Regions from separate parts of the Mus musculus genome. Here region 1 is linked to region 2. A link is a loop called in an ENCODE intact Hi-C map of the cell type or tissue named here. Cell type or tissue: heart. All regions are shown on one strand. Each heading gives the region's core, and the rest is flanking DNA. Links, peaks and the distances in the headings are about the cores only. Region 1 overlaps Chil3 (chitinase-like 3). Region 2 has its middle 78 kb from the start of Chil4.

Evidence for each region. Peaks named below come from ENCODE experiments on the same cell type or tissue, not always from the same donor. Only the 100,000 strongest peaks of a DNase experiment are listed, where the experiment ranks them.
Region 1: a loop joins it to region 2, with 2.8 times the contacts of the local background. A loop is called at or near these places in 8 of 42 quality-filtered maps.

The regions. Positions count from the first base shown.
Region 1 is chr3:106,139,766-106,147,945 of GRCm38, forward strand. Chil3 (chitinase-like 3) reads right to left here. Exons shown (of 11, transcript NM_009892.3): 11 at 7,789-8,107. The coding sequence ends at 8,088. Among named protein-coding and RNA genes, the nearest start is that of Chil3, 24 kb to the right of the region's middle. In heart, for the core only: no CTCF peak of the experiment used is centred there; a DNase peak (open chromatin) is centred at 4,496.
Region 2 is chr3:106,293,453-106,301,632 of GRCm38, forward strand. It overlaps the pseudogene Gm6522. Among named protein-coding and RNA genes, the nearest start is that of Chil4, 78 kb to the left of the region's middle. In heart, for the core only: no CTCF peak of the experiment used is centred there; no DNase peak of the experiment used is centred there.

The DNA.
Region 1 (8,180 bases), core at 2,025-7,024, 150 kb before region 2:
GTGAATGTTGGCTTTCCATTATTTATGTTGTTATTGAAGGTCAGCCTTAGTCCATGGTAGTCTGATAGTATGCATGGGACAATTTCAATATTTTTGTATCTGTTGAGGCCTGTTTTGTGACCAGTTATATGGTCAATTTTGGAGGAGGTCCCGTGAGGTGCTGAGGAGAAGGTATATCCTTTTGTTTTAGGATAAAATGTTCTGTAGATATCTGTCAGGACCATTTGTTTCATAACTTCTGTTAGTTTCACTGTGTCCCTGTTTAGTTTCTGTTTCCACGATCTGTCTGTTGATGAAAGTGGTGTGTTGAAGTCTCCCACTATTATTGTGTGAGGTGCAATGTGTTCTTTGAGCTTTACTAAGGTGTCTTTAATGAATGTGGCTGCCCTTGCATTTGGGGCATAGATATTCAGAATTGAGAGTTCCTCTTGGAGGATTTTACCTTTGATGAGTATGAAGTGTCCCTCCTTGTCTTTTTTGATAACTTTGGGTTGGAAGTCTATTTTATTTGATATCAGAATGTCTAGTCCAGCTTGTTTCTTCAGACCATTTGCTTGGAAAATTGTTTTCCAGCCTTTCACTCTGAGGTAGTGTCTGTCTTTTTCCCTGAGATGGGTTTCCTGTAAGCAGCAGAATGTTGGGTCCTGTTTGTGTAGCCATTCTGTTAGTCTATGTCTTTTTATTGGGGATTTGAGTCCATTGATATTAAGAGATATTAAGATATAAAAGTAATTGTTGCTTCCTTTTATTTTTGTTGTTAGAGTTGGCATTCTTTCCTTGTGGCAGTCTTCTTTTTGGTTCGTTTTGGGATTACTTTCTTGCTTTGTCTAGGGTGTGATTTCCGTCCTTGTATTGTTTTTTTTTTTTTTTTTTTTCTATTATTTTCCTTTGAAGGCCTGGATTTTTGGAAAGATAATGTGTGAATTTGGTTTTGTCATGGAATACTTTGGTTTCTCTATATATGGTAATTGAGAGTTTGGCCGGGTATAGTAGCCTGGGCTTGCATTTGTGATCTCTTAGTGTCTGTATAACATCTGTCCAGGCTCGTCTGGCTTTCATAGTCTCTGGTGAAAAGTCTGGTGTAATTCTGATAAGTCTGCCTTTATATCTTACTTGACATTTCTCCCTTACTGCTTTTAATATTCTATCTTTATTCAGTGCATTTGTTGTTCTGATTATTATGTGTCTGGAGGAATTTCTTTTCTGGTCCAGTCTATTTGGAGTTCTGTAGGCTTCTTGTATGATCATGGGCATCCCTTCCTTTATGTATGGGAAGTTTTCTTCTATTATTTTGTTGAAGATATTTGCTGGCCCTTTGAGTTGAAAACCTTCATTCTCATCAACTCCTATTATACATAGGTTTGGTCTTCTTATTTTGTCCTGGATTTCCTGGATGTTTTGAGTTAGGATCCTTTTGCATTTTGTATTTTCTTTGATTGTTGTGCCGATGTTCACTATGGAATATTCTGCACCTGAGATTCTCTCTTCCATTTCTTGTATTCTGTTGCTGATGCTCGCATCTCTGGTTCCAGATTTCTTTCCTAGGGTTTCTATCTCCAGCGTTGCCTCGCTTTGGGTTTTCTTTATTGTGTCTACTTCCCTTTTTAGTTCTAGTATGGTTTTGTTCATTTCCATCACCTGTTTGGATGTGTTTTCCTGTTTTTTTTTTTTTAAGGACTTCTAACTGTTTGGTTGTGTTTTCCTGTTTTTCTTTAAGGACCTGTACCTCTTTAGCATTGCTCTCCTTTATTTCTTTAAGTGAGTTATGACAGTCCTTCTTGATGTCCTCTACCATCATCATGAGAAATATTTTTAAATTTGGGTCTAGATTTTCAGTTGTGTTGGGGTGCCCAGGACTAGGTGGGGTGGGAGTGCTGCATTCTGATGATGGTGAGTGGTCTTGATTTCTGTTAGTAGGATTCTTACGTTTGCCTTTTGCCATCTGGTAATCTCTGAAGCTAGCTGTTATAGTTGTCTCTGGTTAGAGCTTGTTCCTCAGGTGACTCTGTTAGCCTCTATAAGCAGACCTGGGAGGCTAGCTCTCTCCTTAGTTTCAGTGGTCAGAGTATTCTCTGCAGGCAAGCTCTCTTCTTGCAGGGAAGGTGTCCAGATATCTGGTGTTCGAACCTGCCTCCTGGCAGAAGTTGTGTTCCACTCACCAGATGTCTTAAGATTCCGTGCGGAATCCTGTGTGGGCCCTTGCGGGTGTCAGGCGACTCCGCTGGCAAGGCACCCCGGTGCTCGAGTGGAGTGGAAGGGACTTGTGCCCCAGGTCAGGCCCGGGTTGTCTGCTTCCCTAGTTAATTCAGTTTCAGGTTCCGTGCGATTGGATTTGGGCAGACGCTGTGTTCCACTCATCAGAGGTCTTAGGATCCCGTGGGGAATCCTGTTTGGGCCCTTGCGGGTGTCGGGAGACTCCGCTGGCAAGGCACCCAGGTGCTCAAGTGGAGCGGAAGTGACTTGTGCCCCAGGTCAGGCCCGGGTTATCTGCTTGGGTTTTCTTTATTGTGTCTACTTCCCTTTTTAGGTCTAGTATGGTTTTGTTCATTTCTATCACCTGTTTGGATGTGTTTTCCTGTTTTTCTTTAAGGACTTCCACATCTTTGGTTGTGTTTTCCTGTTTTTCTTTAAGGACTTGTAACTATTTAGCAGTGTTCTCCTGTATTTCTTTAAGTGAGTTATTAAAGTCCCTCTTTATATCCTCTACCATCAACATGAGATATGCTTTTAAATCCGGGTCTAGCTTTTCAGGTGTGTCAGGGTACCCAGATCTGGCTGAGGTGGGAGTGCTGGGTTCCGATGATGGTGAGTGGTCTTGCTTCCTGTTAGTAAGATTCTTACTTTTGCCTTTTGCAGTCTGGTAATCTCTGGAGTTAGTTGTTATAGTTGACTCTGGTTAGAGCTTGTTCCTCTTCTGATTCTGTTAGCCTCTATCAGCAGATCTGGAAGACTAGATCTCTCCTGAGTTTCAGTGGTTAGAGCACTCTCTGCAGGCAAGCTCTCCTCTTGCAGGGAATATGCACAGATATCTGGCATTCAGATCTGCCTCCTGGCAGAAGATGAAGGCCCAAAACAGGGCTTGTTCCAGAATCTGTGTAGCTTTTGTAGTCCATACTCTCACCTGCGCAGAGTAGTCTTGGTTGAATCCCGGAACCAAGATGGCTCCCCCAGATGCTGTGGCAAAGCCCTCCTGGGCAAGACAGACACCTCTCCTCTGGCAGGAAAGGTGCCCAGGTGTCTGAAGCCTGAAACATGGTCTGCCCCAGAAGCTCTGTGACTTCCGCCTGACCCAGAAGCTGTTAGCTTCTGCAGTCCACACTCTCCCCTGCACAGAATAGTCTTGGTTGAATCCCGGAACCAAGATGGCTCCCCCAGATGCTGTGGCAAAGCCCTCCAGTTCGGGTCAGACTCCTCTCCTCTGGCAGGGAAGGTGCCCGGGTGTCTGGAGTCTGAAACTCGGTCTGCCCCAGAAGCTATGTGGCTTCTGCCTGACCCAGAAGCTGTTAGCCTCTGCAGTCCACACTCACCTGTGCAGGCCAGTCTTGGTGGAATCCCAGTATCTCATTCTTATGTTTGGGAAGTTTCCTTCTATAATTTTGTTGAAGATATTTGCTGACCCTGTAAGTTGAGAATCTTCATTCTCATCTACTCCTATTATCCGCAGGTTTGGTCTTCTCATTGTGTCCTGGATTTCCTGGATGTTTTGAGTTAGGATCTTTTTGCATTTTGCATTTTGTTTGATTGTTGTGCCAATGTTCTCTATGGAATCTTCTGCAGCTGAGATTCTCTCTTCCATCTCTTGTATTCTGTTGCTGATGCTCTCATCTATGGTTCCAGATTTCTTTCCTAGGGTTTCTATCTCCAGTGTTGCTTCACTTTGGGTTTTCTTTATTGTGTCTACTTACCTTTTTAGGTCTTGCATGGTTTTGTTCATTTTTATCACCTGTTTGGATGTGTTTTTCTGTTTTTCTTTAAGGACTTCTATCTCTTTAGCAGTGTTCTCCTTTATTTCTTTAAGTGAGTTATTAAAGTCTTTCTTAATGTCTTCTACCAGCATCAAGACATATAATTTTAAATCTGAGTCTTGCATTTCAGGTGTGTTGGGGTATCCAGGACTGGCTGAGGTGGGAGTGCTGGCTTCTGATGATGGTGAGTGGTCTTGGTTTCTCTTAGTAAGATTCTTACGTTTGCCTTTTGCCATCTGGCAATCTCTGGAATTAGTTGTTAAAGTTGTCTCTGGTCGGAGCTTGTTCCTCCTGTGATTCTGTTAGCCTCTGTCAGCAGACCCGATCAGAGTACCATCTGCCGGCAAGCTCTCCTCCTGCAGGGAAGGTGCACAGATATCTGGCGTTCGGAACTGCCTCCTGGCTGAAGATGAAGGCCCGAAACTGGGCCTGTCTTAGAAGCTGTGTCTCTTCCGCCTGTCTCAGAAGCTGTGTAGCTTCTGTAGTCTGCACACTCACCTGTGTAGACTAGGTACTGAGGGATCCGGGACCCAAGATGGCTCCCCTAGGTGCTCTGCCGCAGAGCCCTCCCAGGTGGCGTGGACACCTCTCCTCTGGTGGGGGAAGGTGCCCGGATGCCTGGAGCCTGAATCAGGGCCTGTCCCGGAAGATGTGTTGCTTCTGCCTGTCCCAGAAGCTGTGTTGCTTCTGTAGTCCATACTGTCACCTGCATAGACTAGTCCCTATGGGATCCGGGACCCCAACTTTGTCTGCCTCTATATTCTATGAGTCATCACTTGTGACACATTTTCCTTCACCCAGCCCTCACTGGAGAAGAAAGATTATGGATTAACATAAGATTAACACTCCATCCAGTGGATCAAATATTAACTAATGTTGACAGGCACCTGGTAGGAATTGGCAGTTTTTAAGTGTATTTGTGAATAATTTGTCACCATTCTTAATTGGGAGCTGGGGTAATTCCTGTAATGGTAGTGTTTGTATGTGCCAGAAGGGTTTACAGTGGATGCCACTGAAATGTTTGCCATAGAAATTCTCATTTAGTTTTGATCCCACAGCCTTTGTTCTCTGTAGACTTTTGCACGGAATTCACTAAAATACACTGCAATAGACATTATGTTCAGTTGTGATTATAAGTCAAAAAGTCTGCTTCACTCTCATTTTAAAGCTACCAAATGTCTGGCAAAGAATCTGAATTCCTCATTAAAAACAAATAGTTCTTCAGGTAAATCTATTTCCAATTTTCTGAGGAACCTCCACATTGATTTCCAGAGTGGTTGTGCCAGTTTGCAATCCCACCGGCAGCGGAGGAATGCTCTTTTATCATATCCTTGCCAACATGTGCTGTCACCTGTGTTTTGATCTTAGCCATTCTGATTGGTGTAAGATAGAATCTCAGGATCATTTAGATTTGCATCTCCTTGATCACTAAGGACTTTGAACATTTTTTCAAGTGCTTCTCAGCCATTCAAGGTTCCTCTGTTGTGAATTCCTTGCTTAGTTTCTATAATCCATTTTTGATTGGGTTCTTTGGTTTTTCAGTGGTTAGATTGTTAATTTATATAATTTGGATATTAGCCCTCTGATGAAGTGCTCTACAGTGGAGAGGGTGAAATTGTACTGTCCACCTCGAGTGGTGGGGCAGGATATCAACTAGAGGGAGGAGATTGCTATCCCACTGTCAAAAGATCTATCTTAGAATTTCTCCTGACTGAAGGAACAAAAATAGAGAAGAAAATGATAGAATGGAGATCCAGAGACCAGCCCAAATTGGGTTAAAGCTCAAGGAGGGGCCCCAGGGCCTGACACTTTTACTGATGCTGTGGTGTGCTTGCAGACAGGAGCGTAGCATGATTGGCTTGCAAGAAGCCCAACAAGCAGCAGAAAGATTCTGATGTAGGTAACTAGCAGCCAACCAATGGACTGAAGCTGGGGACTTCTGTGGTTGAATTGGGGATAAGCTGGAGGAGGAGGGCAACCCCATGGGAAGACCAGCAATCTCAACTAACCTGGAACCCTGAGAACCCTCAGACACTGAGCCACCAACCAGGCAGAATACAATATGTTATATGAGGCCAACAACACATATACAGCAGAGACTGCTTTATCTGCCCTCTGCCCTTGGTGAGAAAGAATGCACCTAACCCTGGAGAGACTTGAGGCCCCAGGGTGTGGGTAGGCTTGCTAGGGTGGAGGTATGTGGGAGGAACTATAGGATGGGGAGTGCTCAGGGGGCAGGAAGGGTGGGGGATAAAGAATGGACTCTTAAAAAGAATTAAAGAATATAAAAAATAAAAATGAAAAAAAACCCACAAATAATTCAATGTAATCACTGTCAGCAGTGGGCTTTGAAGTTAGAAACTAGGGATAGATATGACACTCAATGGGTCTATCTCTTAGTTACTCTTTTCTAAAATAAAACCTATAATGTGAATGATCAAATGTGTCAAAAAGTAAGGAATTATATTGTTTTTCAACTTTAATGCATATCTCTATATATCTGTGAATTCATAATGTATATTTAAAATATAGAATATATTTTAAAAGTAATATATAATATGAAATGTATATCACATGTATTATATTTATGAATAGCTTGCTAATACTTAAATAAAATTTAAATATATTCAACATCAACTGCTCTACCTAAGAAGTCTAGGAATCTTGGCTCACATGCCTAGAGCATCACAAATAGACTTTTCTTCTACCTATAACTGAGTCAAAGTTTATCTACTCTTGTATTCATGATGGTAGATTCCTCTTTTTTAATACAGGATATAGCACTTTTATTTCTAGGTATTCATTCAAAAACTAAAATTAACATTGAAGAGAAATTTGTAAATTTACCAGAGTGATAGATAGTCTAACCAAGAGATAAAGGAAGAAATAATTAGTATTATTTGGGGGATAAAAAGATTAGATAGAGTTAATTGCATGCAATTTACATTAAACTGAATATGCTGATGAATGATAAAATACCAAAGATCTGTAAAGACATTATTGTTAGGGCCAATACAAATTCTCAAGTTGATAAAATATGTATGTGCACACAAATATCAGGTTTGGAAAATAATCAAAGTCAGAATAAGAAAGAAGAATGAGTATGTCCATGACTGATATAAAAAAGTTTGAAATTGGCTGAGTTTTAGTGATATCTTGAGTCCTGTGATAAAAAATGTTGTAGGATTGTTTGGTGATACTGTTTGAATAACATTTTAATACAATAATGAATATGTCTGAGAGATATTAACTGCATCCAAAGAAGGTGAATATTGTAAAGTCTATATTCACTTCTTAAAGTATGCAAAAGGAGTTAAAATCATTTGATAGTGAATGCCAAGTAAACTAAACTAGAAAGAGGTTTGAACTTGTGACAAACAAATCTGATACCAAGGAATGTGTTGGTATGGGAGGACCCTATTTCAACTACAATACCCAGGCAGCAAATCATGAGGAATATTTAGAGGTCTTCAAGAGCTGCAAAATCAAGAAGGGCAAAAAACAACACTGTTTCTCAAGACATGTATAAAAATGTCTTGGAGTGCATAACTAGTTATGTCAAACATCACTGTGTGTATGCTGTAATCCTGAGACTACTGTAGCTACTTCTGGATTATAGACAAAGTACCATAAACCCATCCTCTTCATGTTGTCATTGCAGTCTGAACCAATAATTAAACAGTTCCATTTCAAAGTCTGAAGTGATACAGAAAATCCAGAGTAACTTGGTTTAATCACTACTTCCCATAGCCATTTTGTTACTATAAACCTACGAGCAGAAATGATTTCCTCAAAATTTCACATGAAGCACTGGAGATGCTGATGCTATGAATGTGGAATTTATTGTGAGAGCAAGAAACAAGCATGGTGGTTTTACAGGAAGCAAAAGATGTTCAGAGCTTAGCCAAAGCTGACAGATGAAGAGCATTTTTTGTTTCTTCCCAGCTGGTACAGCAGACAAGACATCCATCTTAGTACTACTCTGGGATTCAATTTAGGAAAGTTCATGACTTATTTCTATTATTCTCCATGGAAGCATGATGCAGAATGCACTGTGGAAAAACCGTTGAACTTGATCTTATTCTGAGAGTTTCAAGGACAAATCATTGTGTAAAGCTCCTCTCAATAAGGGCCCTTGCAACCTGAAACACAGAGAAAGACACAGCAATGACACTGGAGGCAAGTGGGGAAGAAATGTACAATCTAGGGGACATG
Region 2 (8,180 bases), core at 2,145-7,144:
GCAATAGTGTCTCCTTTTGCTGTTTGTATATGGTATCATTACCCAGGTGGGGCAGTCTCTGTATGGTCTTTCCTTCAGTTTCTGCTCCAAATTTGTCGCTGATTTTCCTTTAGACAAGAGCCATGCTGGGTTGAAAATTTGGAGTTAAGTTTTTGGTCCTATCCTCTAACAGAGGGCCTTGGCTAACCTTTTGGTATAGTCTCTATGTGTTCTTCCTCTCCTTTGTTGGGCATTTCATCTCATCTCATGGTTGTTGAATCCTCGAAGCCTCTTGCTTTGTTGACATCTGAGGCTTGCTGGTGGCCACCCCAGTTCCCCATCCCATACTACTACAAATATCTGTTCAAATTCCTAATTCTCTGTATATCATCCCCATCTCCATTCATCTGATCCTGCCCAACTTTTCCCCTTCCTCTTCTCTTCTTCCCAATTCCCTCTCACTGTTTACCTCCCATGAGTATTTTGTTCTCCTTTTTAAGAAGGACTCGAGCATCCACACTTTAGTCTTCCTTCTTCGTGAGCTTCATATGGTCTGGAAATTGCGACTTGGGTATTCCAAGATTTTGAGCTAATATCCACTTAGTAGTGAGTACATACCATGTGTGTTCTTTTGTGACTGTGATCCCTCACTCAGGATGATATGTTCTATTTCCATCTATTTGCCTAAGAATTTCATGGAGTCGTTGTGTTTAGTAGTACTCCATTGTGTAAATGTATGGCATTTTTTATATCCATTCTTCTGTTGAAGGACATCTGTGTTCTTCCCAGCTTCTGGTTATTATAAGTAAGGCTGCTATGAACATAGTGGAGAATGTGTCCTTCTTTTATGTTGGAGCATCTTTTGGGTATATGCCCAGGAGTGGCATAGCTGGGCCCTAAAGTTATACTATGTCCGGTATTCTGAGGAACCACCAGAATGATTTACAGAGCAGGTATACAAGCTTGTAATGGAGAAGTATTCCTCTTTCTCCACATCTTCACCAGTATCTACCATCACCTATGTTTTTGATCATACCCATTCTGACTTGTTTGTGGTAGACTAGCAGCCCAGAGATGGAGGGATGCTTTAATATATGAAAATCCATAATTGTAATCCACTATATAAGTGAACTCAGAAAAAAACAAAACAAAACAAAACAAAACACAAGATCAACTCATTAGGTGCTGAGAAAGCATTTGACAAAATTCAACAACACTTCATGGTAAAAGTCTTAGAAAGATCAGAAATTCAAGGCCTCTACCTAAACATAGTAAAAGCAATATACAGCAAACCAGTAGCCAACATCAAACTAAATGGAGCTAAACTTGAAGCACTCTCACTAAATTCAGGGAATAAACTAGGCTGCCCACTTTCTACCTACCTATTCAATATAGTACTCAAATTTCTAACTAGAGAAATTAGACAACAAAAGGAGGTTAAAGGCATTAAAATTGGAAAGGAAGAAATCAAATATTACTATTTACAGATGATATGATAGTATAATTAAGTAGCCCCAAAAATTCCACCAGAGAACTGCTACAATAGATAAAAAAACTTCAACAGTGTGGCTGGATAGAAAACTAATTTAAAAAAAAATCAGTAGCCTTCCTTTACTCAGAGGATAAACAGTTTGATAAAGAAATTAGAGAAACAACACCCTTCACAATAGTCACAAATAATATAAAATACCTTGGTGTGACTCTAACTGAGCAAGCAAAAGATCTGTATGACAAGAATATCAAGTCCCTGAATAAAGAATTCAAAGAAGATCTCAGAATATGGAAAAAACTCCCAACTTCACGGGTTGGGAGGATTAATATAGTAAAAATTGTCATCCTGCCAAAAGCAATGAACAGATTCAATGCAATCCCCATAAAATTTCCCACTCAACTGTTCATAGAGTTTGAAAGAGTAAATTGCAAATTCATTTGGAATAACCAAAATCCCTGGATAGTGAAAACTATTCTCATCAATAAAAGAACTTCTGGGGAAATCACTATCACTGACCTCAAGCTCAATAGTGATTAAAAACTGCATGGTATTGGTACAAAGACAGGCAAGTAAATAAATGGAACAATATTGAAGATCCAGATATAAACCCCCACACATATTATCACTTGATCTTTTTTTTTTTTCCATTCAGTGGATAAAAGACAGCATTTTCAACTAATGGTGCTGATTCAACAGTAGACAAGCATGTAGAAGTATGCAAATCAATTCATTTTTATATCCTTGTACAAAGCTCAAGTCCAACTGATTCAAGAACCTCTAAATAAAACCAGGTACACTGATACGAATACAAGAGAAAGTGGAGGAAGGGCCTCGAACACATGGGCACAGGGGGAAATTTCCTGAGAACATCACTGATGGCTTATGCTGTAAGATAAGCAATTGACAAATAGGACCTCATAAAATTGTAAAAATTCTGTCAGGTAAAGGAGGCTGTCAATAGGACAAAATAGCAACCAACAGATTGGGAAAAGATTTTTTCCAATCTTACATCTGATATTGGGCTAATATCCAATACATACAAAGAAGTCAAGAAGTTAGAATCCAGAGAACCAAACAACTCCTTTAAAATGGTGTATAAAACTAAACAAAGAATTCTCAACTGAATAATATCAAATGACGGAGAAGCACCTAAACAAATGTTCAACATCTTTAGTCATCAGAGAGATGTTTCCATTAGCCACATATGGTGAAGAAATCAGCATTTCTCCATTTTCTTTCCTTATTTTAGCAGCAGTAAATTCTCCATTAACCCTCTTGTATCATATTCTTTGAACCTTGACTATGAGGGATGTTAGTAGAAATGCCATGTCTATAGCTGAGAAGACTTACTTAAGATTCTGTACTTTAACCAATAATGAGTGTATGAATTAAGAACTTTTATTTAAAAGGAGCAGATATTCTGGGAAAAAAAACTCTAGAGCATCATATAGCTATGGAAACATTAGCATATTTGAATGATAGTTTAATACTATGACAATCTAGCAAAACAACAAATGTTGGTTCCATGTTGGGCCTGTGAGTTTCTAAAGCATGAATGTTTAGGCTGATTTACTGTGACAGGTATAAAATAGACCCAAATTTCAGCCTCATGCACATTCAGAAAGCAGGTTATTACCTCTATAATGATAATGCCATTAGTGTATAACTTTTATGGCATGGGTAAGACAATTGGTGTCTTTTTACCTCAGAAGTCTAACTGATATATTGGTCATGATGTAGGTTTCCAGTAGGAAGAGAGATTGCATCATAAGTTTCAGGTTGATTTCTCCATGTCTACAGCTAATGTGCATTGTTCATCAGTACAGTTTTAGTATCAAGTTATGTTGAACATCCTGGAGCATTTGCAATATGCTGGATTGTTTTTGCTGTCTCTGATGACTGTACAAAAATTATGTATTAGATGTGTAACATGCCTGAGACTGATATTTTCATTTAATAGCTCGTCTTTTTTGCAGCAGTTGTATTACTGATTCATATTACTTGTATTCAAATATATTATGAGTATTAGACTTTATTTAGATTATGAGGAAGTACATTAACTTAATTTTCTTTTCTATATCCTTTATTCCTTTCTATGTCATGATCTTTATCTTAGTCTCCCCTAAGACACATGCTTTCTTAAGTATATTAACAATCTAAATTCTAACTGTTTTATTTCACTGATGTCCTATTATACTTTTGCTTTATTTTTGTTCTTTGGAGTGGTAGATGATAACTTTACACATACATTTTTTTTCAGCACACATAGCAGTAAACAAAAAGAAATCAGAGAACAAGACAGGAGTCCATGGGGAGAAAAATGATGCATATATTAGGGTGTATATTAGGGAAGAATATAAGGATGTAATTGAAGAAATGTAATGAAAACATTGATTCTAAGAACTTTCCTTTACTCCAGGTCTCTTGACTATATTCAGGTCATGACATATGATCTCCATGATCCCAAGGATGACAACACTGGAGAAAATAGTTCCCTCTATAAATCTCCATTTGACACTGGAAAGAGTGCTGATCTCAATGTGGTAAGACATTAACAGATTCAAGTGGAATTGAGAGATTAATGCATGAGCCTATGCCATTTATTGTATCTGAAAAACTGTAACTAAGTAATCCATTTTGAAACGGATTTTATTTCTTAGCTATAAATTCACACAATTGGAGATACAAGAGGGGAGAACTAACCTATACAAACACAGGTTACCAGATGCTCTAGCAAAAATTTTACTTTCTCTCACTACAGGATTCAATCATTTCCTACTGGAAGGACCATGGAGCAGCTTCTGAGAAGCTCATTGTGGGATTTCCAGCATATGGACATACCTTTATCCTGAGTGACCCTTCTAAGACTGGAATTGGTGCCCCTACTGTTAGTGCTGGCCCACCAGGGACGTACACGCATGTACCCGGACTCCTGGCTTACTATGAGGTAAATATATTGGTTTTAGTGTGCTCAGTGATTTACAGACCCATTTCTATGTTTTAGAATTGGAATCAGCTGAAGTGTATGTTTAGTGTATACAGTATGTACTCTTCCTAAGCAGATACAATATGACAAGTGCTTACAAATGTTTATAGTATACTCTTATATAATTAATAATGAGAGGTACTTTACAACATACAAGTTGGTACAACATACCAAACAATAATATTCATAAATATTACTATATTTATGACTATAGGATATTTATTTACTGCTAGGATGGATTCTAAAAATACACTATAAGTATGAAGGCAGTACGTGAACATTTTAAAAATAATTCAAGCATTAGTATTCCGTTGTGTCCTTGCCCAGTTTGATATGCTTGACCTCAAGTTCAATGCACAGAAATGTGCATAGATAGATGGAATCACAGTATGGCAGTATAAGCTAAGAAGATTACTGAGAAACCTCTCGATAAATACTTAGAATATCAACCTACAGGAGGCTGAGATAGAAAAACTTTCAGTTTGAATACTACTATCTTAGGTATTAATCAGGACAAAATTTCAGAAAGTAAAAATGTGGTATTGAGGACTGGTGATTCACCTCAAGTTAGATTACTTCCCTAGTCTGTGGAATGTCTAGACGTACCCTGTAGAACCAGGAAATTCAGGGAAATGTCTGTTTACTGTAAGACAATTAAAGGCTCATTAGAAAATGGAGAAAACTCCACAAGAGAATGGAGAAATGATAAATAAATTGCATTTTTTCCCATTTTGGAATTAATATTTAAAGGATCTGAATCTATTTGTTTAAAGATTTGCACATTTCTGAATGAAGGAGCCACTGAGGTCTGGGATGCCCCCCAGGAAGTACCCTATGCCTATCAGGGTAATGAGTGGGTTGGTTATGACAATGTCAGGAGCTTCAAGTTGAAGGTAAGCTTAGAACACTGAATGTGCTGAGATTGCAGCCTGATTCCCAGGAAATAAGTGACTAAATGCTCTCTGTTTCAACAGGCTCAGTGGGTCAAGGACAACAATTTAGGAGGTGCCGTGGTCTGGCCCCTGGACATGGATGACTTCAGTGGTTCTTTCTGTCACCAGGGACGTTTCCCTCTGACATCTACTTTAAAGAGAGATCTGAATGTACACAGTGCAAGTATGAGACACTAGAGTTATACTCACAGTGTATAATGCCCTTCATTCACTCAAAGCCTGTCTGAACACCCCCAATCTAACTCCTGAGTCATCTTTTCCCATTCATTCATGTGCTCTTTTAAAAGTCATAGACACTTTCCCCCTTTCTTCAATTCCCTGAATTCATCGTACACACTTACTGGGAACCAGGGATACCTTGAGGGAGAGGCATGCTGTTCCCAGTCTATTAACTATTCAGGTTATGGGTCTGCAGAAACTATATTCACACTTACTATCAGATTTTTCTCCATTTTTAGCCATGTCATTACAGTGAAAATCTGTCCTTTTGGGGACTTTTATCAGAAATACTTTGAAAATACTGACATAAATGTGTCTGTCCATATTGAGTGTATTTTCTAGTTTACTCTGAGACTTTTAACAAATGCATTTACCCAATGGGTATCAAGGAAGTATTGCTCATCACATGGATGGTAAAAGCAATATTTTTAATTGCTAGCCCAGCTTTCTCTGAGGTAGGTTTTAGAGACCTGGAAATAGGTTAACCCCTGGGATGATGTTGAAAATTCCCTAAATACTATGTCTGGTTTTATTGTCTGATATAAACTGAAAGACACTGAAGTCAAATGCTTCTCTAGTCCATGTCACCTAGATCGTGCATTTCTTCCCCACTTGCCTCCAGGGTCACTCACTGCTGTGTCTTGCTCTGTGTGTTTCAGGATGCAAGGCCCCTTATCGAGGGGAGCTTTAGACAATGATTTGTCCTTGAAACTGTCAGAATAAGATCAAGTTCAACGGTTTTTCCACAGTGGATTCTGCATCACACTTCCATGGAGAATAATAGAACTAAGTCATGGTCTTGCCTGAATTGAATCCCAGAGTAGTACTAAGATGGATGTCTTGTCTCCTGTACCCATTGGGAAGAAACAAAAAATTGTCTTCATCTATCATCTTTGGCTAAGCTTTGAACATCTTTTGCTTCCTGTAAAACCACCTTGCTTGTTTCTTGCTTTCATAATAAATTCCATGTTCAAACATCAGCATCTCCAGTGCTTCATGTGAAATTTTGAGGAAATCATTTTTGCTCATGCGTTATAGTAATAAAATTGCTGTGGGAAGTGGTGATTAAACCCAGTGCCTTAGGTTGTCTATTTGACTTCAGGCTTTCTTATGTGTGAGGCTGTGAGATGGAAATGTTTAACGATTGGTTCAGACTGAGAATTACATCATGAAGAGGATGGGTTTATGGTATTTTGTCTATAATCCAGAAGTAGCTACAATAGCCTCAGGATGACAGCATACCCACAGCAATGTTTGACATTACTTGTTATGTACTGCACGTTTTGTTACATTTCTCGAGGAACCAGTCCCTCTTGAATTTGCAATTTAGAAGACCTCTAAGTATTCCTCATTCTTACTGTCTGAGTACTGAGGTTGAAACAGGGTGCTCTTAAACCACCAAATTCCTCATTACAAGGTTTGTTTTCCACATGTTCTCCCCTCATTCTGTTTTCGTTTACTTTGATTTCACTAGCAAATGATGTAAATTCCTTTTGCATACTTTGTTTAAGAAGTAGATATAGATTGTACCATATTCACCTTCGTGGATTGCAGTTCATTTCTCTCACACATTTTATAAGTGTATTCAAATGATATGCAAACAGCATCACCCAACAATCCCGCAATATTTTTTATCACAGAACTCAAGGTCACAAAAATTGTCCAATCTCATAATTTCATGTATCAGTCATGGACATGCTCATTCTTTTTGCTTCTTTGATTTGTTTATTTACAAAAGCTGGTATTTGTGGGAACATACATTTATAATCATGATGAGAATTTTTTTTGTCTATAAAGATAATACCTCTGAAGATCTTTGTCATTTTGTCATTCTTTGGCTTATTCAGTTTAATCTAAATTGCCTACAATTAACCCTATCTAATGCTTTTATCCCTGAATAACCAATTACTCCTTCCTTTATCTCTCAGTCAGACTATAAGGCATTAAAAGACAAATATCTCTTCAATGTCTATATTCTTTTTTTTAATTAGGTATTTTCTTCATGTACATTTCCAGTGGTATCCCAAAAGTCTCCTATACCCTCCCCCTCCACTCCCCTACCCACACACTCCCACTTCTTGGCCCTGGCATTTCCATTTACTGAGGTATATAAAGTTTGCACGACCATTGGGCCTCTCTTTCCACTGATGGCCGACTAGGACATCTTCTGATACATATGCAGCTAGAGACACGAGCTCCGGGGGTTACTGGTTAGTTCATATTGTTGTTCCAACTATAGGGTTGCAAATCTCTTTATCTCCTTGGGTACTTTCTCTAGCTCCTCCATTGGGGGTCCTGTGATCTATCCAATGGCTGAATGTGAGCATCCACTTCTGTGTTTGGTAGGCCCAAGAATAGGCTTACAAGAGACAGCTATATCAGGGTCCTTTCAGCAAAATTTTGCTAGTGTATGCAATGGTGTCAGCATTTGGAGGCTGATTATGGTATGGATCCCTGGGTATGGCAGTCTCTAGATGGTTCATCCTATCTTCTCAGCTCAAAACTTTGTCTCTGTAACTCCTTCCATGGGTGTTTTGTTTCCAATTCTAAG